3 separate regions of the Homo sapiens genome follow, and all the other regions are linked to region 2. Evidence: chromatin loops called from intact Hi-C (ENCODE). Cell type or tissue: mammary epithelial cell. All regions are shown on one strand. Links, peaks and the distances in the headings refer to the core of each region. The heading gives the core; the rest is flanking DNA. Region 1 has its middle 52 kb from the start of RASSF9. Region 2 has its middle 260 kb from the start of LINC02820. Region 3 holds the start of NTS (neurotensin).

The links. Hi-C counts contacts between places; a loop is a spot of excess contacts. Peaks named below come from ENCODE experiments on the same cell type or tissue, not always from the same donor. Only the 100,000 strongest peaks of a DNase experiment are listed, where the experiment ranks them.
Region 1: it touches region 2 in a loop (8-fold over the local background); 3 of 110 quality-filtered maps call a loop at or near these places.
Region 3: it touches region 2 in a loop (5-fold over the local background); 90 of 110 quality-filtered maps call a loop at or near these places.

Annotation. Positions count from the first base shown.
Region 1 is chr12:85,779,171-85,789,607 of GRCh38, reverse strand. It overlaps the pseudogene LOC100129589. Among named protein-coding and RNA genes, the nearest start is that of RASSF9, 52 kb to the left of the region's middle. RefSeq lists an enhancer at 6,048-7,247. In mammary epithelial cell, for the core only: a CTCF peak has its summit at 7,708 (motif pointing right); a DNase peak (open chromatin) is centred at 5,157; H3K27ac peaks cover 1,248 bases.
Region 2 is chr12:85,570,926-85,581,362 of GRCh38, reverse strand. No RefSeq gene overlaps it. Among named protein-coding and RNA genes, the nearest start is that of LINC02820, 260 kb to the right of the region's middle. In mammary epithelial cell, for the core only: a CTCF peak has its summit at 5,473 (motif pointing left); no DNase peak of the experiment used is centred there.
Region 3 is chr12:85,867,908-85,878,344 of GRCh38, reverse strand. It overlaps NTS (neurotensin), which reads right to left and starts at 4,050. Exons shown (of 4, transcript NM_006183.5): 1 at 3,869-4,050; 2 at 1,644-1,705. The coding sequence starts at 3,941. In mammary epithelial cell, for the core only: a CTCF peak has its summit at 5,639 (motif pointing right); no DNase peak of the experiment used is centred there; H3K27me3 peaks cover 343 bases.

The DNA of each region.
Region 1 (10,437 bases), core at 1,038-9,037, 210 kb before region 2:
TTTGACTTCCTCTTTTCCTAATTGAATACCCTTTATTTCTTTCTCCTGCCTGATTGCCCTGGCCAGAACTTCCAACGCTATGTTGAATAGGAGTGGTGAGAGAGGGCATCCCTGTCTTGTGCCAGTTTTCAAAGGGAATGCTTCCAGTTTTTACCAATTCAGTATGTTATTGGCTGTGGGTCTGCATAAATAGCTCTTATTATTTTGAGATACGTCCCATCAATACCTAATTTATTGAGAGTTTTTAGCAGGAAGGGCTGTTGAATTTTGTCAAAGGCCTTTTCTGCATCTATTGAGATAATCATGTGGTTCTTGTCTTTGGTTCTGTTTATATGCTGCATTACTTTTATTGATTTGCATATGTTGAACCAGCCTTGCATCCCAGGAATGAAGCCCACTTGATCATGGTAGATAATCTTTTTGATGTGCTGCTGGATTCGGTTTGCCAGTATTTTGTTGAGGATTTTTGCAACGATGTTCATCAGGGATGTTAGTCTAAAATTCTCTTTTTTTTGGTTGTGTCTCTGCCAGACTTTGGTATCAGGATGATGCTGGCCTCATAAAATGAGTTAGGGAGGATTTCCTCTTTTTCTATTGATTGGAATAGTTTCAGAAGAAATGGTACCAGCTCCTCCTTGTACCTCTGGTAGAACTCGGCTGTGAATCCGTCCGGTCCTGGACTTTTTTTGGTTTGTAAGCTATTAATTATTGCCTCAATTTCAGAGCCTGTTATTTGTCTATTCAGAGATTCAACTTCTTCCTGGTTTAGTCTTGGGAGAGTGTATGTGTCCAGGAATTTATCCATTTCTTCTAGATTTTCTAGTTTATTTGCATAGAGGTGTTTATAGTATTCTCTGATGGTAGTTTGTATTTCTGTGGGATCTGTGGTGATATCCCCTTTATCACTTTTTATTGCATCTATTTGATTTTTCTCTCTTTTCTTCTTTATTAGTCTTGCTAGTGGTCTATCAATTTTGTTGATCTTTTCAAAAAACCAGCTCCTGGATTCATTGATTTTTTGAAGCGTTTTTTGTGTCTCTATCTCCTTCAGTTCTGGTCTGATCTTAAGTTATTTCTTGCCTTCTGCTAGCTTTTGAATGTGTTTGTTCTTGTTTCTCTAGTTCTTTTCATTGTGATGCTAGGGTGTCAGTTTTAGATCTTTCCTGCTTTCTCTTGTGGGCATTTAGTGCTATAAACTTCCCTCTACACACTGCTTTAAATGTGTCCCTGAGATTCTGGTATGTGGTGTCTTTGTTCTCGTTGGTTTCAAAAAACATCTTTATTTCTGCCTTCATTTTGTTATGTACCCAGTAGTCATTCAGGAGCAGGTTGTTCAGTTTCCATGTAGTTGAGTGGTTTTGAGTGAGTTTCTTAATCCTGAGTTCTAGTTTGATTGCACTGTGGTCTGATAGTTTGTTACAATTTCTGTTCTTTTACATTTGCTGAGGAGTGCTTTACTTCCAGCTATGTGGTCAATTTTGCAATAAGTGTGATGTGGTGCTGAGAAGAATGTATATTCTGTTGATTTTAGGGGGGAGAGTTCTGTAGATGTCTATTAGGTCTGCTTGGTGCAGAGCTGAGTTTAATTCCTGGATATCCTTGTTAACTTTCTGTCTTGTTGATCTGTCTAATGTTGACAGTGGGGTGTTAAAGTCTCCCGTTATTATTGTGTGGGAGTCTAAGTCTCTTTGTAGGTCTCTAAGGACTTGCTTTATGAATCTGGGTGCTCCTGTATTGGGTGCATATATATTTAGGATAGTTAGCTCTTCTTGTTGAACTGATCCCTTTACCATTATGTAATGGCCTTCTTTGTCTTTTTTGATCTTTGTTGGTTTAAAGTCTGTTTTATCGGAGACTAGGATTGCAGCCCCTGCCTTTTTTGGTTTTCCATTTGCTTAGTAGATCTTCCTCCATCCCTTTATTTTGAGCCTATGTGTGTCTCTGCATGTGAGATGGGTCTCCTCAATACAGCACACTAATGGGTCTTAACTCTTTATCCAATTTGCCAGTCTGTGTCTTTTAATTGGAGCATTTAGCCTATTTACATTTAAGGTTAATATTGTTATGTGTGAATCTGATGCTGTCATTATGATGTTAGCTGGTTATTTTGCTCATTAGTTGATGCAGTTTCTTCCTAGCATCAATGGTCTTTACAATTTGGCATGTTTTTGCAGTGGCTGGTAGCGGTTGTTCCTTTCCATATTTAGTGCTTCCTTCAGGAGCTCTTGTGGGGCAGGCTTGGTGGTGACAAAATGTCTCAGCATTTGCTTGTCTATAAAGTATTTTATTTCTACTTCACTTATTTAGCTTAGTTTGGCTGGATATGAAATTCTGGGTTAAAAATTCTTTTCTTTAAGAATGTTGAATATTGGCCCCCACTCTCTTCTGGCTTGTAGAGTTTCTGCCGAGAGATCCACTGTTAGTCTGATGGGCTTCCCTTTGTGGGTAACCCGACCTTTCTCTCTGGCTGCCCTTAACATTTTTTCCTTCATTTCAACTTTGGTGAATCTGACAAATATGTGTCTTGGACTTGCTCTTCTCGAGGAGTATCTTTGTGGTGTTCTCTGTATTTCCTGAATTTGAATGTTGGCCTGCCTTGATAGGTTGGGGAAGTTCTCCTGGATAATATCCTGCAGATTGCTTTCCAACTTGGTTCCATTCTCCCCGTCACTTTCAGGTACACCAATCAGACGTAGATTTGGTCTTTTCACATAGTCCCATATTTCTTGGAGCCTTTGATCATTTCTTTTTACTCTTTTTTCTCTAAACTTCTCTTCTCACTTCATTTCATTCATTTGATCTTCAATCACTGATACCCTTACTTCCAGTTGATTGAATTGGCTACTGAAGCTTGTGCATTTGTCATGTAGTTCTCATGCCATGGTTTTCAGCTCCATCAGGTCATTTAAGGACTTCTCTACACTAGTTATTCTAGTTAGCCATTCGTCTAATCTTTTTCATGGTTTTTAGCTTCTTTGCGATGTGTTCGAACTTCCTCCTTTAGCTCGGAGAAGTTTGATTGTCTGAAGCCTTCTTCTCTCAACTTGTCAAAGTCATTCTCCTTACAGCTTTGTTCCATTGTTGGCGAGAAGCTTCGTTCCTTTGGAGGGGGAGAGGCACTCTGATTTTTAGAATTTTCAGTTTTTCTGCTCTGTTTTTTCCCCATCTTTGTGGTTTTATCTACCTTTGGTCTTTGATGATGGTGACGTACAGATGGGGTTTTAGTGTGGATGTCCTTTCTGTTTGTTAGTTTTCCTTCTAACAGTCAGGACCCTCAGCTGGAGGTCTGTTGGAGTTTGCTGGAGGTCCACTCCAGACCCTGTTTGCCTGGGTATCAGCAGCAGAGGCTGCAGAACAGCTAATATTGGTGAACAGCAAATGTTGCTGCCTGATCATTCCTCTGGAAGTTTCATCTCAGAGGAGTACCCGGCCGTGTGAGGTGTCAGTCTGCCCCTACTGGGGGGTGCCTCCCAGTTAGGCTACTCGGGGGTCAGTGACCCACTTGAGGAGGCAGTCAGTCCATTCTCAGATCTCAAACTCTATGCTGGGAGAACCACTACTTGCTTCAAAGCTAATAGACAGGGACATTTAAGTCTGCAGAGGTTTCTGCTGCCTTTTGTTTGGCTATGCCCTGCCCCCAGAGGTGGAGTCTACAGAGGCAGGCAGGCCTCCTTGAGCTGCGGTGGGCTCCACCCAGTTTGAGCTTTCTGGCGGCTTTGTTTACCCACTCAAGCCTCAGCAATGGCGGGTGCCCCTCCCCCAGCCTCACTGCTGCCTTGCAGTTTGATCTCAGACTGCTGTGCTAGCAATGAGCGGGGCTCCATGGGCGTGGGAACCTCTTAGCCAGGCGTAGGATATAATCTCCTGGTATGCCGTTTGCTAAGACCATTGGAAAAGCACAGCGTTAGGGTGGGAGTGACCCGATTTTCCAGGTGCCGTCTGTCTCGGCTTTGCTTGGCTAGGAAAGGGAATTCCCTGACCCCTTGCACTTCCAGGGTGAGGTGATGCCTTGCCCTGCTTCAGCTCATGCTTGGTGCGCTGCACCCACTGTCCTGCACCCGCTGTCCGACAAGCCCCAGTAAGATGAACCCAGTACCTCAGTTGGAAATGCAGAAATCACCTGTCTTCTGCCTCACTCATGCTGGGAGCTTTAGAGTGGAGCTGTTCCATCTCGGAACCTCCTAAAATGTCAATTTAACTTAACAACAATCTCCCACCGTGATTTCTTAAAAAGAAAAAACCTGATATAGGAAAAGAAATTTAAATGAAAAAGATAGAAGCAGCAAATTTCCATTCCATTTGGTAATCGTAGGAAATATTAGAACATTTATTACCTATAACACATGAGAGGAGAGCTTCAAGTGGCTTTATTTATATATCAAAAAGAAAGATAACTCCAGAGCCTGAAGAAGATGGAGGTAGTCAGATTATACAAATTTAAAGCAAAACAGTTTTAAAAAGGATCAAATGGCATTTAAATTAAGATGCATTTTAGACATGGATTTTGACCTAATATATGGGGTGAGTTTCCAGAAATCTTGAGAAACATTTATAACATTTTTTAATATCTGTGAATAATCATCAATAACATTTAACCATCTTCCTCTAATATTACTTCACTTTAGTTAAGCTAGAGAGGAGGCAATTTATGACTGAACTTTGGCATGTAAGGAGTTACATTTTGAATATGGTACAGTTGGAAAGAGACTAGATCCTACCTTTATCTTAATGTATAATTTTAAAAGGATTATTTTAGCAATGAACATGTTGGATATACAAGTAATATATCATTCTTAGGTAGAAAATTACATGGCCATTATTTCACACACAAAATAATGAATTGCAATGACTGAGAATGAAGAATCCTCTAATTACTATAAAAATAAAAAATTATCTGCTTATTTTGAACTTAAAATCTTTCAGACTTTTCATACATACACAAAAAAGCAGACTCTCATATCTAATGAAGTTAAAGTATGTGATATGAGTTAAATATTCAAAGCCTGATGCAACGATGTGTCATTACAAACAGACTTAACAGCATTTTGTGAAGGTCTCTGTCACCATGGAAGCTCAGCTGAAACTGGCTCTGCAAGTTTTTGTCTCCACTTTATTGCACCTAATACCACCATTAGCTAGGCTCAGGGGTAGTCACTAATTTAAGCTTTACCCCACTACCTTAAATTTATAATTAGAGCCCATGCTTAGTGTTCATCATTCCTCATAGATACAAATTAAATGAGGCTTGAAGAGTGTCTGCTTTGTCCATGCTAAGTGAGTAACGAGTTTTTATGCATAATGCCAAGGAAATTTTTCTAGGTGGTTAGAACAAGAATACACAAGTCAGGAAAAGAAAACAAGAAAAAAAGATTGATGATAGCTTTCCTAAGCAATCAGTGCTCAATTGTCAAATATGTGAATCACCTGGCTGCTGCTTTCTCCTCATTTTGCCTGCATTTTGAGAGATTTAACAGTTAACTCTGTTAACCAGACATCAGTTATTCAAATTGGCCTTTTCAGAATCTCCTTAGACTCATTACTCTACCAACTACTCATATTCAATGTCTCCAAGATCTGTTAATTTTTGTCATGTATTTCTCAGAAATTCAATCTTTCTTTTATCAGAGTCTTTTTTAAGTTAGGTCTGGGAGGAATTTATAAGTTTATGTACTCCAAATCCATCATGTTACAAGATCAAAAAGAATACCAGACAACTGAAGGTTTTTAGATAGTTCATAGTGAAATTATTACTGAAATTAAGACCTTTGAACTCTCAGAGTGCTTTTTTTCTTCTTCAAGTTGCCTCAAGGAAAGTGGATTCCTCACATTTCTCTGTTAATGCAATACTTACTGTCTTAATTCTGAAAAATAATACACTCAGCTTTAGCTAAATTATAACATTTTCCTTAATTATAATATTCTCTTTCTTAGAAAAAAAAATGCATAGAAAGTATCACATTGCCTAGGAAGAACTTGAGTCTGGAGTTTAATTCTCCTGTAACTCACACCAGGTATCCATAGAAACAACGAAGGGACAGTTGCAATATCCTATTTATCTTTGTTGAACTATCTCTTCATGCTCAGTCACTAGAAAAATGCCTACAATTGACAAATGTTTAATGAACATTGATTGAATTCAAATTCATTAGTCATTTGACAACTAGCAGCACAATTAGAAGATCTGTATCTTTTCATCTGTTTCAACAAACGGTTCACATTTTCCTGTGTATCTCCTACGGGAAAATACCAGTTATTTCCAAAGTAGCAAAAAAGAAATGGATATAAATATTATAAACATTGGGCAATATTTATAGAAGCATTATTCCTTATATAGCATTAATTTTAAAATGTTTCCTTGTTGGTCTGTTGCTTTATTGCAGTGAATATATTTAAATTGCCCATGATTTATAAGCACTGACAGAAATGTACCTCATCTATGTAGAGCCTTCTTAGTGATGTCTTTGCACTACCACAGTGTTTCTTCAGTGAGTGCATTTAGTCACTCCAAACTGGTGATGGAAGTGAAAGATGAGACTTCTTCTTTATGGGAACCACATCAAGTAAATCCTATCATTCATTCATTCATTCACTCAACAAATGTTTGTTGCTAGTGGCTCTCAGTTTTTTCCATCCTTTCATCTTTAAGAGAGGAGTGACACAGGGACATTCCAGAAGTTATCTGTGAAGCTACCCTCTGGAGCATGAGTCACTGTGAGGAGTTGGCCCGCCTGTTTCCCTCACCCTACCCTTGCTACCACTCCCAAGGGACAGCATGGGAGACAGAGTTCACTCAAGGTGACAAATCTTCAAACCAATTTGTTTATTCAGGCTCTCCCAGTAATCCATTATCATAGATAATTAAGAGTTGACTGTACTCTAATTATAACAAAGACATCCTGAGGTTTCGTCTGTAACCTAAAACGCACAACTGAGGATGGGCGAGGAAGCTGAATTTGGATAGACCTGAACTTCAGGTAGCACATTTAGCAAAGAGAGTCAGAGGAGGGAGAGTAGATCATAGTATAATAAATGATATGAAAACAAAAACAATTATGACTAAGAAAACAAAATTATGGGTGGCTGTTAACAGCTCAGCTGTGGGGTCCCCACTGCCTGTGCCATGTGCTGCTTTTACTCTCAGAGTGCTACTTCCTGTTGGGCAGTGAAAGTACCGAAATTACACCTTTTATGTTCAAGCAATGGTTTGTGTAGCAGGTATTCTGCAGAATTTATAGACTGCACAACAAATGTCCTCTGTGTCTATGGGAAGCTAGTCACTTTTGACTGTACAGTGAAACCTTCTGTTGCCTGTGTTGATTAGGAGTTAAAATCCCAAAGTAACTTTCTCATCAACATGACTTGATTTTGATGGAAGCCTCCAGAAACAGAATATGAATGTTTCAATTCTACCAGCTGCATGAGGTCCTGTCCTCAACGGCATTATGCTGCCAAATACATGATAAACACATTCATGACTTGGGTAACTACTTTTTTCAAAATGCTGCACTGAAATTGGGCTGGAGGCTATAAGTGGTCTATTGCTCTGGCTCTAAGCATCACCCTTGGTGGCTTTGGAGCAGACCATTTCCACCTCAACCAGTGGCAAGAAGGCCTTGGCAAGCTCTTCAGCTTCAGTGGCCTGGAAATATAGACACTAATAGACATCTTGCTAATTGGAGTTGGCTACATTGGACCAGCAGATGGCTCTTGATACATTTAGCTTGTGATTATGTGCTTTGAAGAGGAGTAATGTTTAGTAAAAGCCCTTTTGCCTGTAGGAGTTGATGTGGTGTGAGTGATGTATTTGTATATTTTTAATGTGCAGCACTTGTACTTTGATTGTCTTGATGAAGTAAAAAAGAGAAATGAAACATTGAAAAAATTAGAAGAAGAAACAGAATATTCTAAATATTGGAAGAAACACACCTACACAATATTTATAGTATATACAGTAATAATCTCACTTTAATACAGCAGTTTCTTGATGCTTTACAGAAACCTCAAAGTATATTTCATTCATGACATTGGCCAACCATCATAACTCATATGAAAGAAAGTTAAAAACAATTTACCTACATTTTAGTGATGTTGAAACTAAGACACATCAGTTATTTTTCTCCCAGCATTTCCGTATGGTTAAAATTGTAGGCAGAGAATAAGATCCAGTTTTAAACCATATCTGCATTTTGATTTCCAGAAATTATTTTAATTGATTTTTTCCTTTCCTTGTTTTATTTTTTCTTCTCTCTCTCTCTCTCTCTCTGTCTCTGTGTGTGTGTGTGTGTGTGTGTGTGTGTGTGTGTGTGTGTGTTTTAATACTGGAAGTTATTTGGCTCTGTTCTTTCAGCCACAAATTAGAAGCTCCCACAAAAATCCTCCGTAATTTAGACTTACAAAACTTTGATCTGTACTCTGAAGATTTTGTAATTTATTTAGCAAAACCCATTCAACAAATATTTGATGAGCCCTACAATGAATATAATACATGTTAAGTATGTGGTAGTAACAAAAGAAGTATGATTCAAGACGGGGCACAGTCCCTAAGAGCTTGTTGAGGAGGCAAAACACACAACCATAAAAGAGTTGAGTGAAGATGATAAAAAATAACAACACAAATTTTAGAACTATATGGAAGGAAAAATCAGGAAAGGTAGTTAACATTTTTGAGGACTAATATTTAGCTAGGAACTTTGCAATTACTATCGTATTTCAATTTCAAACTCTGAGAGAAAGATGTCATCTCAACCTTACCGGTATAAAAAAACCCAAGCAACCAACCTGAGACCAAAAGAGGATAAGAAAATTTCCCACTATAACAAGATCAGATTTGAAACTAAATCAAAGATCTTATTTTGGTCCCCGATGGACTTGGAAAGTTGAACATAAAGAGAGAGAGAAAAAAAACAGTATAAGCAATGGGATAAAAAGATGAGTGAAGAAGCAAAAGATCTGAGGAGTCTAGACTTGTTAAATGAAACAGGCTTGGGGACAGTGAGAAATAAATATTGCATGAGCTTGTACTTAATTTTAGTAGCTAACAAATTGGCAATAATATGATGAAACTGTTTTCTGAAAATATTATTCTGAAAAGGTATACTGAATAGATACAATTGTAAAAGTCTAAGCAGGAGGCAATATGGCATTAACAGGTCGCTACGGTTGGGGTTATTGAACAAAATATATGAGATGCTCAGTAATATTATCTGTAAGAAAGCATTTGAATATGTCGGTTATAGCGGAGCTAGAAGACAAAAAATAATATAAAATTGTAAATTCATCAGAACTTAGTATGATCACAAACAGATAAAATATTACAGATTCAGATTTGTTGATTTCGAGGCATTGTTTGAATTGAAAAGTCAATTGCTATAAGCAAGAGAAATCCACAGAGCAGTGACTTAAGCCTAGGCTGTTCATTATAATGACTTTAAGAAGATTATAAAGATCCCAATATATATGCTATACCCAGATCAATTAAATCAGGATACTTGGGGGTAAATATAATCATTAATAATTTTAAAAATCTTCCCAGTATGCAGCCACAGTTAAGAAGCAATACCATAGAGCATGAAAATTGAAGGTATGGATATGAATGAGATCAGCAGGTGGTGGAGTATGTAAATACACACTGTAGAATCGTGAATCAGCGAAGTAGACAAACAGGAGACCACAGAGAGGTAGGAAAAACTGAATAATGCAAGATCCTGAGGGCCAAACAAGAAAAGAAGCCAAATAAGCAGGGATACTCAATAGGCCAACTGTTCATACACAATTAGGATGAGAACTGAAAGAGGTTTCAGGTTTGTTGAAAAGGAAGTTAACTGCTGGCTAGAGAATTAACTTTCAGGAATGAGGTGAATATCATATTATAATTAATTGAGAGAATGAGTGTTGAAAAAGGGGAGCTAGTTTGTGCGAACTAGTTTTTGGAAAAGAAGTGGTCTGGGGGCTGAGGAAGAAAGAAATGAATTGAAGTAATTTGATATTTCCTGATTTTTTTACCTATGAGCAGTTAAAACTGAAGGGAAGGAAGTAAGAAATAGAAAAAGATTAAACATGTAATCGAAAGAAGACCAATAAAATAGAGTCCTGGAGAAAGTTAAGGAACAGTGAGATGCAAATGCATACAGAGGATTAGTCCTGGCGAACAGAATAGCGCCATATTCTTGGATAATAAAATGAATTAGGAAGAACGACTTTTTTGTGTTGTTTTGTTTTGTTATTTTTATTTTTTAGTTTTGTTTTATTTTTGACATTGCCTTTTTCACATGTTCTAAGAATGACTTTGAATTCTCTAAAAATTAGAACACATGGTCATTTTCTTAGGGTTTCAAAGTGGGATAAGTACTTTTAGGAGAGTTAAGAAGGTCTGGGATAGTTTATGTGCAAACTTTGGTAATGTTATCAAGAAGACACACACACAAAGATTTCAGAGTA
Region 2 (10,437 bases), core at 852-8,851:
ATTATTTTTTAAGATTTTCTTTTTTCTTAAATGTTTTAAGAAGTCAACCAATATTCTATTATTATAATATTGTTTATTATAAACAACAATAATATATATAAAAGATATATATATATAAAATGTATTTATGTGTAAAAAATTGTGCAAAACCAAACTGCTATCAAGGTAAATTTCAATTATTTGTCTTATAATACATGATATTTAAATATATAATTTGCTCACCTATTACAAATTTAATGTTAATTTGGGAAAGTAAGGTGGGAATTATTTTCTTATGCCAAAGTAGACAGATATAATTTTGAGAGGGGCAGGAAATGTACTTGCTCTCCCCATTGTGTAGAAATTATCCTTTTTATAAGGAACGGTTTTGGCAGCTGTGTGCATGTGGCCATGTAGATTGATCTGTGCTTCCTCAGCAAATCAAAACAAAAGGAAAGCACATTTTAGCTATCAGGCTGTAGATAATTGAAATTAAAATTGTGAAACAAATTGTTTTTGACAAAAGAGTTTCCTCCTCAGAACTGAATATCAAAATGTGGTTTCCATTTTTTCCACTCACATGGCACAGCTTCCACTGTGGGTGACGTCCAAGATCCTGATTCAGGATGTGGACTAGGAGGGTCCAGGTCACGGTGACAGCAACCAAGGTTGTTGGATTTATTAATGTATTACTCATCTTGCTAAAACAAGGTTTAAAATAAACAGTCATATAGCATTGTCTTACCTTCTATTTCATTATTTTAATTTTAGTTTAATTACATAATCTAATTTGATTGAAGAAAATTAATTATAGTTAAAAAGTAGTTATACCTTGCATTTATGTAGAAAAAGAAAAGAAACAAACAACAACAACAACAACAAAATAGATCCCTGAAAGCTCTGGGGAACCTATGTTTTAGGAAAAGCTCAACTTCCAAAATTTGACAATCTTTAATTGAAATGTACCTCTAAACATAGTGTGATAAACAAGTCTTTAGAACTATATGACAATCAGGGCTGTGCTCTAGTTTCTAGCTTCTCTGCTCCAAAACAGTTTTTTATAGTCAAGCTTATTTATCTTTAAACCACCATTAGATTGAAATAGATCAATAAAAGAATTCTCTGGAGTCCAATGAGGAATTGCTTTAATCATGAAACATTACTCAAAAGCAAAAAAAAAAAAAAAGTTAAGAGCTGTGTATATACAATTATTTTTATCTTTAGACTATCAGGAGATTAAAATTGGTTAATAAAATAGCTGTCTGGTGCTCAAAGGGAGATTTATATAATCAGAAAATACTATATGAAAGCAAAAATGATGAAAGCAAACTATTAGTTGTTTAAAACAGAAATTGATGCCCATCAATCAAGGTAAGACATACACAGTTTCTTCAGATTCACTAGTTTTACATGCACTTATTCATGTGTGTGTGTATTGTGTATTTAGTTCTTGCAATTCTATTACATGTGAAGATTTGTATAACATAATCAAAATTAAAAACTGTTCGGCTGGGCACAGTGGCTCACGCCTGTAATCCCAGCACTTTGGAAGGCCGAGGCAGGCGGATCAAGAGGTCGGGAGATCGAGACCATGATGGTGAAACCCTGAAACTCCGTCTCTACTAAAAATATAAAAAAAGAAAAAAAATTAGCCGGGTGTGGTGGCGGGCACCTGTAGTCCCAGCTACTCGGGAGGCCAAGGCAAGAGAATGGCGTGAACCCGGGAGGCAGAGCTTGCAGTGAGCCAAGATTGTGCCACTGCACCCTAGCCTGGGCGACAGAGCGAAACTCCGTCTCCAAAAAAAAAAAAAAAAACTGTTCTAGCACTACAAAGATCTTCCTCATACTACCCCTAGTAACCATCCCCCCTTCCCACTATTCCCTGAAAAATTTCTTCATTGATGACAACTGAAACATCATTCTGCTACCAAAATCATAAGGTTTTTAAAAAGGATTGATATAACCTTCCAGTATATAGTTTTCATTGCAGTTTTTTCAGTGTCAACAAAACACTTCTCTGCTCACTGTAAACATGTATATTATAGGAAAATGCAGAGTTGTAGTTAATTGACATCCTATGATACACACTATTATAGAAGATTTGGGGTAAGATAAATACATGATACAGACATACAGCTGTCTCTAAGGCCATGACATGGATTTGGAAAGGCTTAGAGCATTGTAAGCCATTTTATGGATTTTACTTTTAGTCTGAGTGTAAGGGTGGCTATTGCAAAATTTTGAGCAAACAGCAATCTGGTTTTATTTATGCTTTAATAGGACTATACTGACTGCTGTGTTAAGACTGTAAGCAGAGGCTACAAGCATTCAGTAAGATAGGGAAGCAAGGTGGTAGCTGTGGATGTGATGAGAAATTATTAGCAACTGTATTTGTCTATATTTTGGAATAAAAGTAAATATTTCCTAACCAATCATGTGTAGAGTATGACAGAAAGAAAGGAGACAAAGAGCACAATGATACCTTAGGATAAGCCCTGGAACAAGGAGGTTGCCTTTCATAGAGAAAAGGTGAAATGGGCTGGGGGAGGGAGGAGAGTAAGAAATTATGACTTACTCTTTTTGGAAATCAATGCATGCACTGAAAGCGATTATTCAGCTTTCAATGTATGCATTGCATTGCTTACTAGAAACCATTGCAGTAGGTCTTTTTTATTTATTCATTTACTTATTTTGGGGGGACGAAATTTCACTCTTGTTGCCCAGGCTGGAGTGCAATGGCGTGATCTCGGCTCACTGTAACCTCCACCTCCCAGGTAGCTGGGATTACAGGCACACACCACCATGCCTGGTTAATTTTTTTGTATTTCTAGTAAAGACGGGGTTTTGCTATGTTGGCCAGGCTGATCTCGAACTCCTGATCTCAGGTTATCCTCCCACCTCAGCCTCCCAAAGTGCTGGGATTACAGGCATGAGCCACAGTGCCTGGCCTGTCTTGATTCTTATTTACTATTATTTATTATTTCTCTAGTTCTCTTCTTTTCTGCTACATCATCTGTTTATTCATTTGCCCAGTTGCTCTTCATTGTTTGCAAGGTTCAATATAAAAATATGCAAAAAGGATTTAAGGTCCAGGATAATTTTCTTATCCTCTAGAGTAGGTTGATTTTTCTTTATGCAAGTGTCTAGGGCTATCAATAGACCAGAGTGACCTTCATATTATCAAGAATTTAAATTAGAAGTTGCAAATATATTTTCCCCTTATTTGAGGGGTGTAGATCATCAGAATCCTAATTAAAACTGTTGGTGAATTACCAATGTCTCTTAGCAAAATTTGAACCCAATTTTTATTTTCATTTCTATGAATTTTCCAAAAACTCTCAACAACTTCTTGATCTCACCAACCACTTCTTCCTGAATTGGCAGATACTCCTAAAGGAAAAAATTGAGCTAAATACCAGGTTCATGTTTCTCTAAGTTTCATTTTCTTTTATTTTGGAATTTGGTCCTATAATTGTCTTCCTAGCACTCCAAATGCACATGTGTGCACATGCACAGACACATACGCAGATACACACTTTCTTAATCTACCTTACTGAGAGGGTTGAACCGAATTACAATTGCCACTAAAAGAAGCAGGACTCCTGGGCCATTAAATATTTTTTTTACATGTAAATCCATATTTTATACCTAATAATAAGAAAGTGAAAAGGTAAAAGTTTAAGAAGTGAATAAACAAAGGTGCTTTTATATTAAAAAAAAAACAAAAAACACTGTTTACAATCCTACTCTAGGTGGTGGGATATAGTAAGAAACGGATAGATTGCCAAGACACCTGCTATTCTGGAACTGACATTCTAGTAGGGGAAGACAGGAAAGGACCAAAAAAGAAAAAAACAAAAAACAGATATCACAAATGCTAGCATGGATTTTAAGGAGGCTCCTGTAACACAGAGCAGGCAGCAGATACTCTATATTGAATGGTCTGAAAAGGACAGTCTAGGGACAGGACACTGAATCCAAGAAATGAAAGACAAGAAGAAGGAAGCTATATGACAATCTGGCAAAGTGGCATATGTCTGAGGAATAAGAAGGGGCAAATGCACCTGTACTGTATGGATCACAGGAGAGAATTATAGAAGACTTTGTGAGATCAAGTGAGGATAAAGTGATATAGAGCCCGGAGACCAAGATAAGAAATGTGATAAATTAAAAATATGCCTGCCTTGGTTTATCTAATACACCCAACCTCCAACCACATAATGAGGAGAACAAGTAAGCTGAACTCTTGCCTCTTGGAAAATCATCAAATATATATTAGGAAAGGCCTTTTTTATATCTTTCTTCTAAAATATCTCTTATTTCTTCTTGTAATGACTTTTGAGTTTTTTGTTTGTTTGTTTTGCTTTTGTTTTTTTGAGATGGAGTCTCAGTTTGTCACCCAGGCCAGAGTTCAGTGGTGTGATCTTGACTCACTGCAACCTCCAAGTCCCAGGTTCAAGAGAACCTCCCACCTCAGCCTCCTGAGTAGCTGAGTTTACAGGCACCTGCCACCCCATCCAGCTAATTTTTTTGTATTTTTAGTAGAGACAGAGTTATACCATGTTGGCCAGGCTGGTCTCGAACTCCTGACCTCAAGTGATCTGCCCACATTGGCCTCCCAAAGTGCTGGGATTAAAGGTGTGAGCCACCGCACCTGGCCCCTTTTAATGACTTTTAAACCGATATGTTATCAGGCTAAACCAGTGGGTTGATGATGCACATTTATTATTTTTTTTCTCTCTTGGAATCAAAATAAAATGAGATAAAATGAAACAGCGTAAACCTAGAAGTAACAAATCACCATTTTATAATCTCCAAAGTAATCATTGATTTAGGCAAGATCATTAATGCATAAAAATGTTAAAAGTAAATGCAAATTTAAAAATGTAGTTCTGCATTAGAGAGTTAATAGCCATCCTTACTTGATGTCCATGATATAGCAAGAATTCCATTTTCCAGATCCTGCAAATATGTTAGTGACAGCTTAATGTCCCATGAGGACTCTTGAGGATCATGAGAAACTACACTAAAACATGACATATGATCTCATTTCCTGTGTGCCACTGTATTTGCCACATATATATATATATATATATATATATATATATATATATATATATTTGACAAATTCAACTAGGACATTTATTTCATTTCATCTTAGAGTTCTCCCTTTCTCTCTTTCTCTCTCTGTTTGTGTGCATGTTTGATCACTTCTTCCAACCCAATTGCATATATAAAACATTCCTCAAGTCATACCACTTTTGTAATACATAGTTTTAGAAAACTCAAATTAAAAAAAAAACACAGATATTCTATGTCACAATGGCCAGTAATAATAAAGGCAAAACATTAATATTAAATGCACGGTTGTAATGACAGACAAGAAACATTCAATGACTAGGACTAGACTATACATCTAGAAAAATGGGTGGTCCAGGAGTACAGCTATGTAATCCAGACCTGTTCAGGAAGTGTTTGAGGTTTGGTGCCATCTCGTGGCACTTTTCTGCTATGGCCTAAATATCAGTGGAGATGATCCTGGGTCCTTATGTTGAGGACTACTGCTATCTTGTGCTTTGTATAACATCTAGAGTGTTGGAAGGCTTTTCTCAGCATGGTTGCTTTGAGCAGCCCTGCATAGGGACGACTCAGAAAGGGTCTTTGTCCATGTTCCTAGTGTTATCTCAGCAGTTTACTGCTGTTGCTTATTATTTCATGCAGGCCTTATGGTAGGAGCCGGGAAATTTCTCAGTTCTCTTATTCCAGCCTCAGTCTTAGGTAAGCCCTGTACACTTACCCTTCCAGGATGGGGCTTTCTGAGCATTCCTTATATCTCCCAGCAACTCACCCTTCCCAATCCCCTGCCGACCAGAACTCTGCCTTGTAAGGATGAGGAGGGTCTAGGCCAAGAGTGCATTTCCTGTCTGTCCCCAGTAGCTTTGCTTTGTATTACTGCAAAAATATAAAACCCTGAGCATTCTTGCCTCTGCCTAGAGTCTGGATTTCATGTCTGTTCTCCAGCAGCACCATTTGAATACTGTAGTCTCATTTGCATACCTGCACCACTGACACAGGGGGTGGAGCTTGTCAGGTTCTTTTCTCTGATCCCAGTCTTTCTCACATGCACCCAGTGGAGGCCCATGTTAAAAGGCTGGTAAGAAAGTGCTGAGGTACCTCATGTTTGAAGTTTCGAGAAATTCTAAATTCTCATGATTTCCCAAATTTAATCTTCAAAAATTCATTAACATTTTAGACGTTTCCCTCTTAGCATGTTTATGTCAGCTGCTTCTTCCTCTCACACTCTGCTAAAGGAAAAATAGTTGGCATGTACACCATCTTTTTGGAGGGGACTGTCACCCTTTTGGAATTCAGTTCACCTAGTTGTCTTTCAACCTCAATTCTCTGATGAGCTCAGAAAAGTTATAATTTCTTAGATTATACTTTCTCTTTTTCCTTTCTTCTATTTTCTTTTTTTGATATTAGAGTAGTAGTGACATTGTCCTGTGTCTTGAGATTTTCTACATCCTAAGTGGAAGTAGAGCTCACACTAATCATATTAAACAATAATTATATAAATGTCAGTTTCACTTCCATAGATCTCTTGTAGACAAGGCATTTTTATATTCCCAATGCCTAGTGATATTTATTTATTATATTGTTGTAGTGGATTGTCCACATGTCTGTCTCTCTAACTAGATTACAAACACGTCTGAAGCAGTGACTGTGTCTCACACATTATTGTAATAATAATAGAGCTTATATTTACAGAGAGCTTGCTATAAATGTGGTCTACTCTGTTATAAACGCTTCATATTTACAATCTCATTTAGCATCATCACCAACTTTATAACGTAGGCATTATCATTCTAACCTTAAGTTCAGTAAGCAAACACAGACAGGGCAGGGCAAGGTATATAGGCATGTGACCTCTACAGTAAAAAGTATAGGGCATTACTCTGAGAAGGGCCCCACACTTAGTTTTAAACTCCCACAACACAAATTTACCTATGTAGCAAAACTGCACTTGTACCCTTGAACTTAAAGTATGAGTTTTAAAAGAAGAAATATCAATAATACATTTTTTAAAAAGAATCTGCTATTGCCACCTAGAAATTCCTAATACTTTTATTTTTGAATTACAAGTAAAGTCTATGAGATATAGAGCAAGCCAGTAAGTGGTGGAGATTGGCCTCAGGATGTCCATGCAAGTGCAGGCTCAGGATTTTGAGCCTTAGGCTTTAAGCAATTGGCCTGGTGCCCCATCACACAGGTATAGGCTTCAGCCAGTTCAGGGGGTATTCTGGGGTCCCAAGAAAACCAGGTGGCACCTGGGTCCAGATTAGGAGCCATGGTGAGATGCAGTAGAGATGGCAGTAGTGGTTCTAGCCACAAGAGAGAAGTGAGGCTCCATATATCAGCAGCACTAGGCTCCATGGAGAGAGTATGGCTGGATCGTCCATCCCCAGAGCCCATCCTTGTGGCTTGTGCACAAATATTAACTCTCTAAACCGAGGGCTGGACAAGAACTGTTAATGCACAGGCAATATACTATGTCAGCAAATAATTAAAAAATAAAACTTACACATAAATGTTGTAATAAAACGTACCAGGAAGTGGCTAAAATTCTTCAAAGTGTTTGGAATATCCAGTTTTGAAAACTGCTGCAATATTGGAAAGCAGATATCAACAGTCTTAAAAATAAAAATTAAATTTAAAGATCACCATATTGAACAGAAAAGAACATGATTTCCATATGAATCTTCAAATAAACTAAATTCTCAGGATAACTTACATTTAATCTTTAAAAATTCATTAAAATTTCAGATGTTTTCTTCTTAGTATGTTTGTCAGCTGCTTTTTCCTCTCATACTCTCCTAAAGGAAAAATAGTTTGCATGTCCACTATCTTTTTGGAATAAAGATAACTTTAAAATTAATAAGAAAAGCAACTCTAAAATTAAATTTTCTCTCCTAATTGAAGATACGAAGATAAAATGCATTACCAGGCATTTTGAACTTTATATATATATATATATATAATGAATCCATTTTTAGTTTCTTAAATTGATTCTACAAGTTACAGGGAATTTCTGAAGAAGTGTTAAAATAATATTGTGTAAGTTTAAATTTAAAACTAAACTCAGAATACATAAAATAGATTTGTATTGAGTCATAAATACTCTACATAGCTTTAGTAGTTTACCAAAAATATTCTTCTCAAAATAGAAAATTATTTGTGGCGTTGCATTTCTCAAGAGCAATTGATGTCACTTTCACACATATTTTTAGAAAATTTAAGTATAAGTTTTGATGACTTAATAAACAAATTTGCAGAAGTGATCCAGAAAAATCTTATGATTAATCAAGATACCACATTAATAAAGTATTAAAAGATATTGACATTTTCAATGATATAGAATCCTGGTGAGTGAATATGTTCCCTGATATCCCTAGATACAAAGACAAATCTCAATCTTTAAAACTTTGATTCTGTTCAATTTAAATCTGTTTTTCAATATTTTGTTTATCTTTCACTATTTGTTATATTACATAAATTTATGACACCAAAATGTTTTTCGTTTGTAAATTTATGTTTTTATTCATGTATCATGGTTCTCTATTACATTTTATAATTAATAAATTTTTAAAAACTGTTTAATTTTTAGTTACATTTAATGTCACTTTTTTCCTGCATTTCTTATGAGGTAACCCACATCATCCTATTGCAGTAGGCCTCACAAATTTTGCAGCTAGTAAAGCACATAGACAAAGTAAATTGCATAAAAACTCATAGCTAGCAAATAAAGCAGTCAGTATTTCAACTCAGAAAGTCTGGCCCCAAATCTCTTAATCACTAGGCTATGTATACAATTTCTACATTAAGGAATCAAAGCCCATGAGGGCAAACGGAGTGTAGGACATGATCAATAAGTAATAATCCAGGTAGAAGGGAGGACTATGTCTCATTGGACAATGCCGGTATGGTCTCCTGGAGCTGTTGATTTCAAAAGTTGCTGTTACCGTGAAGAACCAGATGATATTAATAAGCACAAGATAATACAATTTTAAAGAACTTGCATTAGTTTGTTAGAGCTGCTTTAGCAAAGTTCCACAACTTGGATGACTTAACCAAGAGAAATGTACTTTTTCATAGTTCTGAAGATTAGGAGCCAGAGAAAAGGTAAAGGCAGGGTCAGTTTCTTCTGAGGGCTGTGAGGGAGGTATCTGTTAAACTGCTCTTTTCTTGGCTTATACATGGATGTCTTCTCTCAGCGTCTTCACATTTTTTTTCTGTATACATCTCTGTGTCCAAATTTTCCCTTTTTAAATAGATATCAATCATATTGTATTAGGGGACACCTTAATGACCTTATTTTAACTTGATAACCTCTATAAAGACTCTAAGTACCATTGTGAGGTACAAAGGAGTGAGGACTTCAATATATGAATTTGGGCGGACACAGTTCAACCCATAACAATGCTATATGTTTTAAAGTGTTTTCACAGTGTGCTTTTATTTTTGCTTAGAGTAGGACTAAATGAAATGAAGAACTACAAAGGAAAATATAATAATTTCTACATTGAATAAAAAGACACTGATGTCTTCAATTATATGGAGTGACGGTGAATATGTTTCTTAATGTCCCTAGATGTTAAGACATATTTCAATCTTTAGGACATTGATTCTGTTCAATTTAAATCTATTTTTCAGTATACCACTAATGTTAATCAAATTCAGTATTTTGTAACAATAGCATGTCCTCCACTAGAAAAATAATTTAAAAATTAAATTCCATTGCAGAAGATTGCCTTGGGTACAAAAAAAGGCAACACTAAAAATTGGGGGTAAAATATGCATATTTTTCTGAATATGTACATTTTGTATGTACATATATATGTCTCTCTCTCTCTCGAAAATTATGGAATAGTAAGAGAAATGTTATCACTGAAAACAAATTGCCAGCAACTAAGATAGATTGAGGAACAATAAATATTCAAGAACAGCTATATTTTATTATTTTAAAAATCAGAAAAAGAAAAATATAAAGTTTTCTTAAAGTAGGAAAAAACAGCATTTTTTTCAGAATATCTTCAGTAAGCAGCCACTTTCTAGAGCTGTAAACCGTGAAGACAGATCATAGTGTTCAGCTGTGTAAACTAAGACACAGATAAGGAGATCCAGTAGGTTGTAAAAGTAACAATACTCATCACTTACTGTCTTTTATATTTTATATCATACTTGCACTGTTATATAATTTCTAGGGACTTTCAGAGGAATTGTAGTAGCTACAATGAATTATTTATCTGCACATGAACACAAAACAAAAAAAAAATGGAGTTAGTCCATGTTCCCAAATACGCATTCGAGGGAGAAGTGTTGTAAATCTATAGAAGAAAATCTCTTAAAGCTAAGGATTTGTGTTGAAGTAGGAAATGTTCCTAATGCTTCAGAGGACAG
Region 3 (10,437 bases), core at 1,417-9,416, 300 kb before region 2:
CTGAAATATATTAAAAAAACCCCTGCAATTAAAACTTGTGTTACATGAGCAAGAAATGAATTCCTAGTGTGCTAAACCATCACATTTAGGGTCTAATTGCTACTCCAGTCTAATAAATATAGTGTTATTTATTTAGTAACATCAGTTCACAAAGTTGTATACTGCCAATATCTCATAACTTCTGTTTAATAAAATGCAATAGTTATATTCACATATACATGCACTTATGTGTGTACACACAGAGCAAAGTAAGAAAGCAAGGAAATTAAAATGATGGCAGAAATATATAAATGATATATATATCACAGATGAAAAATTAAAAATAAAAAATTATTCTGTCTCTATTACATTTCAGCTTAACATGTAATGGAGCAGTGACAAAGATGGTATTATTAAATGTGGACAATTACAAAGTATGAGGCTAGTAATGCATTCCACACATTAATAATTGTTATGGGTAGCATCACAGATTATATAGAACCTTCATGTATTAACTTGCATCTGGGAATTAGGTAAACCTATACCAAGACACCAAGACACCTAACTTATCCCATTTTCTAACACGGACTATTAACTTCAGTTGTCTATTTTTGAACTGAAGAGGTTGTAGCCATTGGTATTCTGATTGAGTACTAAACAATGAGAACACATGGGCACAGGAAGGGGAACAACCCACACCGGGGCCTGTCAGAGGGTGGAGTGGAGGAGGAAGGGCTAATGCATGCTAGGCTTAATACCTAGGTGATGGGTTGATAGGTGCAGAAAACCACCAAGGCATATGTTTGCCTATCTAACAAACCTGCACATCCTGCCCATGTACCCCAGAACGTATTCCTAGGTACAGATTGGAATTTTAAAAACTGGCTTTCAAGACCCCAATAGAGGAGTAATAGGGCCCAGGATACAAAGTTGTATTTGGCTCAATTAAAAAAAAAAAAAAAAAGAACATGTAAAAATAACATGTTTGTTATAGGGAGAATTTAAATCCAGACATACAATGAAGAGTACAGTTTAGTAATTCCTAAATACATTGTAGAACGGTAAATGTCTAGAAGATTACGAACTGCAATCCCTGCATTTAAAAACAAGGAAACACAGGTAAGCAAGGTGAACTAATCCACTTGCTAAAGATAAAATATTTAATAAGTCACTGTTTCAGGATTAGATCTCAATGCTCCTGCTTACCAGTCCATTGCTATCCCCTCTATACTACATTTCTTTTGCAGGTTGTCATGAACTTTTATTTCTAATTTAGGAACACCTTTTTATTTCCCCCAATATAATAAAAAAGGCAAAGAGCTCACTTTGTTTTCATTTAACTTGAGACCAATATACCTTTCATCATACCCAATGTAAAAGGCATGGAAGCAAGTTCCTTTAAAAACATTTACAGGCAAGTAAATATGTGTGGCAATTAATTAAAATTGCAACATGCTGATTGATAGAATTATAATTTCTTTGCCTGTCATATCAACACCTTTAACTTCTTTTAACTAAAAGAAATTTTTTTTTTCAAAAAGGAAATGCCTCTCAAGGAACTTTTCAATCTTGATGAGAAGTTATTACTATGGGAAAAGGATACCATGTTTATAATGAAAGTTCATATGTTCTTCAACTCAGGGTTAAAGAAAAGAAAAAGTTACCTTTGATGTATGCATATTGGTCAAGAAATCTGCTTCTAATGCTTTCATTTCCTCTTCTGAATCTGAGTAAAATCAAAATCAGGTTTACTATAATTACATATCATATAATTATATCATAATCTACAGATTTTAGGTTAATCTAAAAAAAAATCTTAGAGGTTAGTGTCTTTCTTATGTATTTTCTTAAAAATAGTAATCCTAAAAAACAAATTATAGTTATACTTTAGCATAATAGGAAGCTAAAATAGTAGAAGCACTTCTAAGAAAATAAGCATATGATTATTTTTCAGACAGCTATTGATCACTGGGAGTTGTTTAATCTTTGAATTTCAGGCTTTAAAAATGTGATTACATTGTATAACACATATTTTACCAAATATGCTAGAGTAGCTTATTTCTTACCAGCCACAGTTTACATATATAGAAAATATGCATATTAACATTTAAAAACACAACATAATGAAGACTATACAAGAGACTTTTTCAAGACAAAACCAAAGGGAATTGCTTACTGATAATTTTAGAATAATAAAGATACTGAGGTTTACTTAACTTGAGATGTTTTTTACAAAACACACGTTGAAAGAATTGTATTGTACTTTAAGAGAATTCAAAATTATGTATCCTCAATTTTTTCATAGGCATTTAAGGAAATTGTTTAAAGCAAAAGTGGAGCTGTTCAACAACACATGTACAACAGCATTGAAAATGGATCTCTGGATTTTTAAAAAACTCTATCCAAGTTTCTGTTAATGAATATTTTACAGAGAAGGAAAATTTGGAAAATACTATACAATAATAAAAATAAAGTTAAAAATGACTCTATCTTCCTTGTACTACACACTCAGTAAAAAGAAATGCCACAATTGGAGAACCCATTGGCTTAATTTTACCTAGAACCTAAATTATACAAGAGATCTTTTCTCACTATTTGTTAGAGACATAATCTGTTTTAGGAATTTATGAACAATGTATACCAAAATCCTTATAACTATTGCATTATTACAACAAGTAGTTTCAAGTTAATAAACACAGTGCTTAATCAATAACCCAGTTTTTCTTCCAGAAGTATGTGAATCTTTAATCTCATATAACTTTCAGATAAAATCATAATTATAGAAAAGTTTGTTTTTTCTCATAAGATTTAAAAAGTAGAAGCTGAAAGTTATGTTCTGATGATTAAAATAAATTTAAAATTTTGTATAAATCACATTTATATCTTCTTAGATTTTAATTTCATAATTTAAATCAAATGATAGCATGAGTTTGAGTTAAACATTTCCATGTCATATTTATGATACATAAAAGCACAGAACAGGTTAAATTATTTTTGCTGCATTTGCTTCCTAATGTGTTCTTTTCCCTTTGAAGTGTTCATTGTAATATTTCTTAAATATTAAGTAGAGCCTTTTGCAATGGTTGTAATATTTCATGTTATACCTTTCAATTTAAGTCTTATTTTCAAAGTGAGTTATTCGTAGATACTTAGGACTATATAACTTCTTTCAAACCACATGCAAAACACTCTAAAGTCAAATAATTTCCATCAATATAAGAATACCAATTTTCCAATTGTATTTTGTATTAACTTAAATGGCATGGAAAAAATGCCAAACAGTTATATTAATAGCACACTTATTAGACTATGCAAATTCTGTTCTCAAAAAGGATCTGGAATATTTTTGTATTTTTCTAGAAATAATTTTCTACAAATAATGCTTCATTTTTCACTAAGTATCAATTTTCACTTTATTTGTTATCTTAACACAAACAAGAAAATAATACGGGGACTATTACAAGGGCGTGAGGGCCACCGCTTCCTAAGAGAATGAATGAGGATGAGAGTAAAACATTTTGAATGGAATGGGATTTAATGATGGGTTTGCAGGTTGACAGCCACTGCCTCTGTATTTCTCATTAGATAATGATCAGCCTAATTGAAAGTTTTGTAGGGTTTTTTTCCCTCTAGTTGTTGAATTCCAAAGGAGGTCGTGCAGTGTTTCATTGAAATCCCTTTTATTGCTTTGCAGATTTTAAAAGAGAAAATACATCTCTCAGTAATCATAAAGGCAGAGAAAGAGATACTCAGTTTCTGTCACTAAAAGGTAAATCCTGAATAAAAGGGAGCAACTCTTCTCCCCAGATACATTAACATAAGTAGCAACACACTGCAAAAGAGAAAAAAGAAATCACTTCAGGGAGTTGTGAAATTCTGTTTTGCTTACCTGAGCACAGACTCCAGGAGCTGAAAGCCAGGAGTAGCATGCATACAAGCTGGATTTTCATTCCTGCCATCATCTTTCAGCCTTCTAACAAGCCAAGTCCGTAAAAGTCAGAAGCACACTGAAGGGGGCTCTCTCTAGCACTTCCTCTTTCCTTCAGCTGGCTTTGAAAGTGAGTGAACTATGAGAGGTGCTCTGGCCATTCCCCTATATATATAAGCAGGAGGATGATGTCATTGATTGTACAGACATTATCTTTGCAGGATGTGCCCTATCTTCACCTCCATCCCTCCCCTCTTTGCCCTGCTTTCTCCTCCCCTTTTCCTTTGTCCCCCCTGCTCTCCTCCCCCATTTCTGAACCTTGAGTGAAAGTGACGATCTTCCCTAATTGCTGCTGCTGCTGCTTTGGATTTCTGACGCACAGAAGGAGTCATTCAACTGCACTGACATACAGCATACATACAGCATACTGACAAAGAACCCCCAGTATCATCCTTTTCCCACTTCTCATTCCCCCACTCCAAAAGTTGTCATTTTGATTTTGTGAAACATGAGATCTGTTATTTCTAATTTTTAAGGAAAATCTCCAGGATGAATGCATGAAATCAGTGATTCCTTAGGCTTGGAAGTTCTTGAAGAGTTAGGGTGCTTCTCTGGTAATTCAAACTTCTGAGCAAATGTTTAGTGGTTCCAAAACTAATACAGGTTTTAAATAATCCATGCTGGAATAAGATGGAATAGAGACAGAGAATCAGTTATAAAAATTAAGCAATTAAGTTTAGAGAATAGAAAGAAAATCAATAAAAAGAAATAATAGATCCAGGGAATAAGATATTATTTCCTAACAAATAGAAAATATTTTATTGTAAGTAATGAGAGATGACTGAACTATGTGTGCTGACTTTTGGTTGAATGTATTAGAAAAACAATTTCATGTTTATAAAATCCAGCTCTAAATTACTTACATTCTAGCAGGTAAAAATTTGTGTTGTTGTATCACTGACTTTTTTTCTGTACATTATCTCTTTTTATGCCTATATTTTTCTGCTCTTTTTGAATTCATTCTTGATGCCATGTCTCACTCTTTGTATAATTCCCTTCTCAACAGTTTTTACTATTGCATCGGCTTTCTTTCCCTGTTATAATACTCTTTTCACCATAAAAAAAGAGATTGTACTTTTGGAAAGGAGACAATCCTAAATAACCACCATTCACCAAAGTCACTTTTCTATGATAGTCTTCATGTATTTCATGAGTTACACTGATACCCATTCTTTGTCTGAGTTCTCAAAAGAAAATTGTTCAAAATGCCTTTTAGAGTAAAACTTTCTTCTTGTAGTAAGCATTTCAAGATACATGGGGTAATTTGACAAGTCAGTGCTGTTAGAGATGTGAATATTTGAATGTAAAGTTGTCTGAGTCTTGTTTAATTTTTAAATAAATCAATCATGTAGTAACAGTTGAGAAAAAATAGGATTGGTTCCTATAGATAATTGATTTATATTATACAATCTATGAGTTTAACTTTTTCACCTTTACCCAAAACTTAAGCAAAGCGATTAAATCCAAACATTTAATAATTACTTAGAATAGCAAGGAGTCTTTCATATAATACCAGAAATTTAATAATAACTGATATATTTATTACTTTTAGTTTGTTTTCTGAACTTACATAAAACACAATATTGAACATACTCACATGGAGGAAGGTTTCTGTAAAGTATTTAGTTGACAAATGTGAAATACATACGTCTAGATGTTTTCTGCTTTCCTACCATTAGGGGGAGCAATGGAAGCTTGAAACACTTGGTTTTCACTTAACAGAGTCTCAGTGAGGATTTGTGCTTACTTTCCTGTTACTATCAGAGCATCTTTGTGACAGAATCCTCTTAAAGCCACTTTGATTAACAAATCGGGAAAATTATATATACTTTGCATGATAATTAAATTAGTTGTTTTCTCTGCTTTTGAATTGCAAATACAAAGAATGATCTTTTAAAATGTGTGATAGCAGTCTAATAGTAAAAAGGAAATGTGATTCTTATTTTCCTCAGATGATTTCTTCAATATGTTGACAAAATTGATCCCTAATTAATTAGAAAAAAGGGGGAGAAGAATTAATGGAAATTCATTTTAAATATATAACATGGATATTAGTTGTTAATGTGAAAATTGAGATATGTGATAAATATTCAAGAATAGGGGAAACATTAAGTTATGTCAAATAATTCAAATTCAAATAGATGCTATATGCTACTTTTCTTTTGGGGAAAAAAGATGTATAACTTTGGTAAAATTATGATGTAGATAAACTTTGACCTCTAATTGGTATTTTCTTTAATGTGTTAGGCTTTTTGTTTCTTGCTCTAATCTAATGCCTTCAAGCTACACATAAACCAATAAAACAATTTGTTGTAGGGATAAAGGTTAAGTATGTATTTTTCCACTTAAAAAGTACCCTACGAACTTCCTAAATGATGCCTTTAATGCAGGATTGTAGACACCTTGCTATGGAGATGGGTGAACTGTTTTTATTTTAAAGGCTTTTTACCCCAGATCCTTTTTCTTTTTTCTTTTTTTTTTTTTTTGAGATGGAGCTTCTCTCTGTCACCAGGCTGGAGTGCAGTGGTGTGATCTCGGCTCACTGCAGTCTCCACCTCCTGGGTTCAAGCAACTCTCCTGCCTCAGCCCCCCGAGTAGCTGGGACTACAGGCACACCACCAGGCCCAGCTAATTCTTGTATTTTTAGTAGAGACGGGGTTTCACCATGTTGGCCAGGATGGTCTCGATCTCTTGACCTCATGATCCGCCCACCTCGGCCTCCCAAAGTGCTGGGATTACAGGCGTGAGCCACCATGCCCGGCATACCTTAGATCCTTCTAAGGGTTACCTAGTTCTTAAAATATCTGATAAAGATTTTAAGCATTGTCCTTTAATAATATTCCTGTGTTGGCCTTCTTAAGTGGATGTTACCTGTTAGGTACCTGTTGATTACAACATCTCTAAAGTAGGTAGATTTCTAAGCTTGTACTGTTACTTATGTCAGACCTTTATTAGGTAATTGCTGAAAATAATCAACAGAGACACCTGAAGAATTGGCAGTTAGAAAGAGTGGTCTGTAAGCTTATTTTGTTTGGAGAAGGGCAAGCTCTGGAACCAACTGATCAAGGGTTGGTTTTTCAGTTCCTTATGGTTTTTTCCTATAGCTCTGGTGACTTTAATACCTCATTAACAGCTTCCAGGATTTTCCAATCTTTTGGTAACCTAAATACCTGAAACTTGGCCTGTTGTGTTTTTACAACCTGGAATCTCCCCTTCACCTTCCTATGATCATCCTGTATTTTATGGCTTAATCAACAAAAACATTTCCAAGTTTGAGTCCTGAAAGTAGTCTCGTCTACTTCTATTTTTCCTAGTTTTCTGTTAAATGCTCCGTAGTTTGTTTATACAGTTTATGGTAAACTGTAAACTGCTAGAAGGAGAACATTCTGACTTCTAAGGTTTATAATCCATAAGTGATCAATACATACTTACTAAATTAAATGAAAATACTGATTACGTTTAATTTCTTACATGCCCTTTCCATGTTTTAATTTTAAATGTTTCTTTCAGCCACACCTTTTAACACTCTTTTGTTATCATTAATCTTCATATTTTATGTGAGCTTTTATAGTCAGTTTTCTCAGCCTTTTCTCTCATCATCCTTTTCCTCTCTGACTGGAAATGTTAACTTTAAAAAAATCATTCAAGAAGATTGTCCTTGGATCATGTACAATCATCAGCTGAATGTTTAGATAAATTGTGAGTTTGCTCCATTTCTATAAATGAGTCTATCATTTGAAGCTGTAACTCTGATTCATCTGAACAAATAATGATGTCAAAGTCTGTGAACCCAATTGATTTTTCTGTTCAATTAAAGTATATTTTCTAGAAATACAGATGGATGTGTGCATGCATACACCCACATAGGATGTGTATAACCCAACCTTGGAGATTTAGGTAAATGTAAACAAACGTTCAGTTTCCCAATCTGCATGTAACCTTGCTTTGCCCATAATCCTTACAAATTCCTAGCTCATTTCCTTTCAGCTCTTCCTATCTCTGTTATTGCATCCATATAGGTAATTAACCTGGAAAAATTGATGACTGACTTCTGTAGTCAAAGCATATTTTGCAACTTAAACCGTAATTACAAAATACGGTTTGCTTGGGACTTACATGTTAATGAGTTACTGTATTTAACTAACCATGCTCCACATTGCAGCCATTGCTGACTTCACCTATAATCTTGCTTCTCGTGTCTAGGAAAAAATGTAAATACTCACAAAATCACCACCCATTATGTGTAATGCTCAGGTAGTTTTCCTTATAGGTCTCCCTTTTGAATAAGACCAAAATAAAAGTATTACAGAAAAAAATGTTCCTGACAAATTTCTTCTTTCATGTTTCTTAGTTTTATAAATTAGTGTAATTATCTAATGTAATAAATGAGACAAATTCTTATTATAAGAAAACTTTCTCTTTTCTTTTTTAATATTACAAAGTCTAAGAAAATTTCCATAGCACCTGCAATACCTGAAACAGAGCAGATGTACTTGAGCTACCGTCTATCAGGAGCAAATTCAGTGAAACACTTTTTTTCTTTTTCTCAAGAAGATATTACATGTTAAATTTGGAATGTAATGGTTTTATATTATTCATACTCCTTGGGTTTATGATTCTTTTTAAATTTACTGTGCTTTCCCAGTGAATCTGATAAGTCTTATGGTTTTGAATCCTATCTATTTCCTAATAACCTCCAAGTTTGTATCTCTGACTACTCAAATTGTATATGCAATCACCTCATTAGCAGCCCTACTTGGAGTTTCATTAGGCAGACTTATTGTCTAAAGTAAAACTTTTGATTCCTCCAAACATCTTTCTAATAATCTTCTGCCCCTCTAGAGTTTTTCATTTCAATTATTAGAACCATGATTTACTGAGTTGCACAGATCTAAAAACTAGAATCCATTTACATTGTTTCTCTCTCCCCTCCACTTCCAAGCTAGCAAAACCCCCTGGGGTGCAGGTCTGTTCCAAAATATATTTCAAATCTAACTACTTTTCCTTATGTCATTTTTGCCACCTAAGTCCAAGCCACCACCATCTTTCTCCTGCGCTGCCATAATAACCATTTGAGTAGTCTCCCTACAACCTTGATCCCTTTCAGCTTTCAAAAACTCCAGAAAAGTTTTTAAAAATGTAAATCTATTCCTGTCATTCTCTGCTTAAAACATTCTAAAGGTTTCCTCTTGTCATGCCTGATGATGGCCTATGCTACCTGAGTGGGTTTTGTCTTCCTCTCTATCATCATATTCCACCATTCTCCCCTTCTGTTCCTATGTTTCAAGCACATTGGTCTTCTGGCTTTTGTGCAACATGCTAAGCTTTTTTGTTAAAGATCTGCAATGAAAACTGTGATTACTGTTCATCAAATATTCATTCCCTTACTCCTCCCAGAGTGGATGAAATATACTTCCTCACTCTTTGACTTTAACTTAGGAAATGAGACTTGCTTTGGCCAGTGGGATGTTAGTAGACATAAGAAAAAGACAGACTTGATTTGTGCTTGACACATAGGGCTTTCCCTTTCTCTCTTCTGCCATTGCCATGAGAAACTCTTTTCTTTTCTCAGATGATCCCAAAATGAGGAGGGACATATGGAGCAAAGCTGCCCCAGCTGACTTGCACACCTGCAATGTAAGGGAGAGATTCCCGAGCTTAAAGCAGGGTTACCCTAGCTGATTCAGAGACATGTGAACAGAGTTAAATAATTTGCTTTAAAGTAATTGACTTTTGGAGTCACTTGTTATACACCATTTTTGTGGCAATAGCTGACTGATACAACCATTTATTTTAAAACCTATTTCACCACTATCCCCATTCAATCTCTACAAGTCTTTATTTGTTCATTTATTTTTGTCTTTTGTTAATAAAAGCATGGATATTCTTGTCTTGTTTCCCTAAATTATCAGAACATAAATAATTCTCCTCATAGTAATCATTCGGTAAATATTGACAATATGCGTTAATGAATTAATCGAATTCCAAGAATCCCTCCCTGATGGTTTTAGAATAAGCTACCACTCCCTCACCTCTCACAAGGACATTTTTATTCTCCAATCTGTGAATAATAAAATCCAGGAAACCTCTTTCGGAGAAATTCCTAGCAAAATGAAATAGTATGAAAAAATGCTTCCTTTCAAAGATTCTTGAATATTGATTTAATTTCAGTTGGAATTTTCTAAGTTGTCCTTGAGGAAAACTGGGTGTACGGTGTTACAGAAGGCCCCAAATTTGGTGAGCCAATTTGTGCAGAAAGGATAAGTACCGGCAAGCTGTCAGACAGAGAAGACTATAGTCAACATTAGAGCATTCTGAGTCTAGAAGAAACAGCCACTGTAACCACTACTACAGATCTAGGAGTAATCTAAAGAATACTTTTCAAATTCATTATTGAAAACCTACTATATGCCAGGTTAATTTTATTTCATGTAACATAGCATACCGTGAAGCAGAGTTCACAGGATATT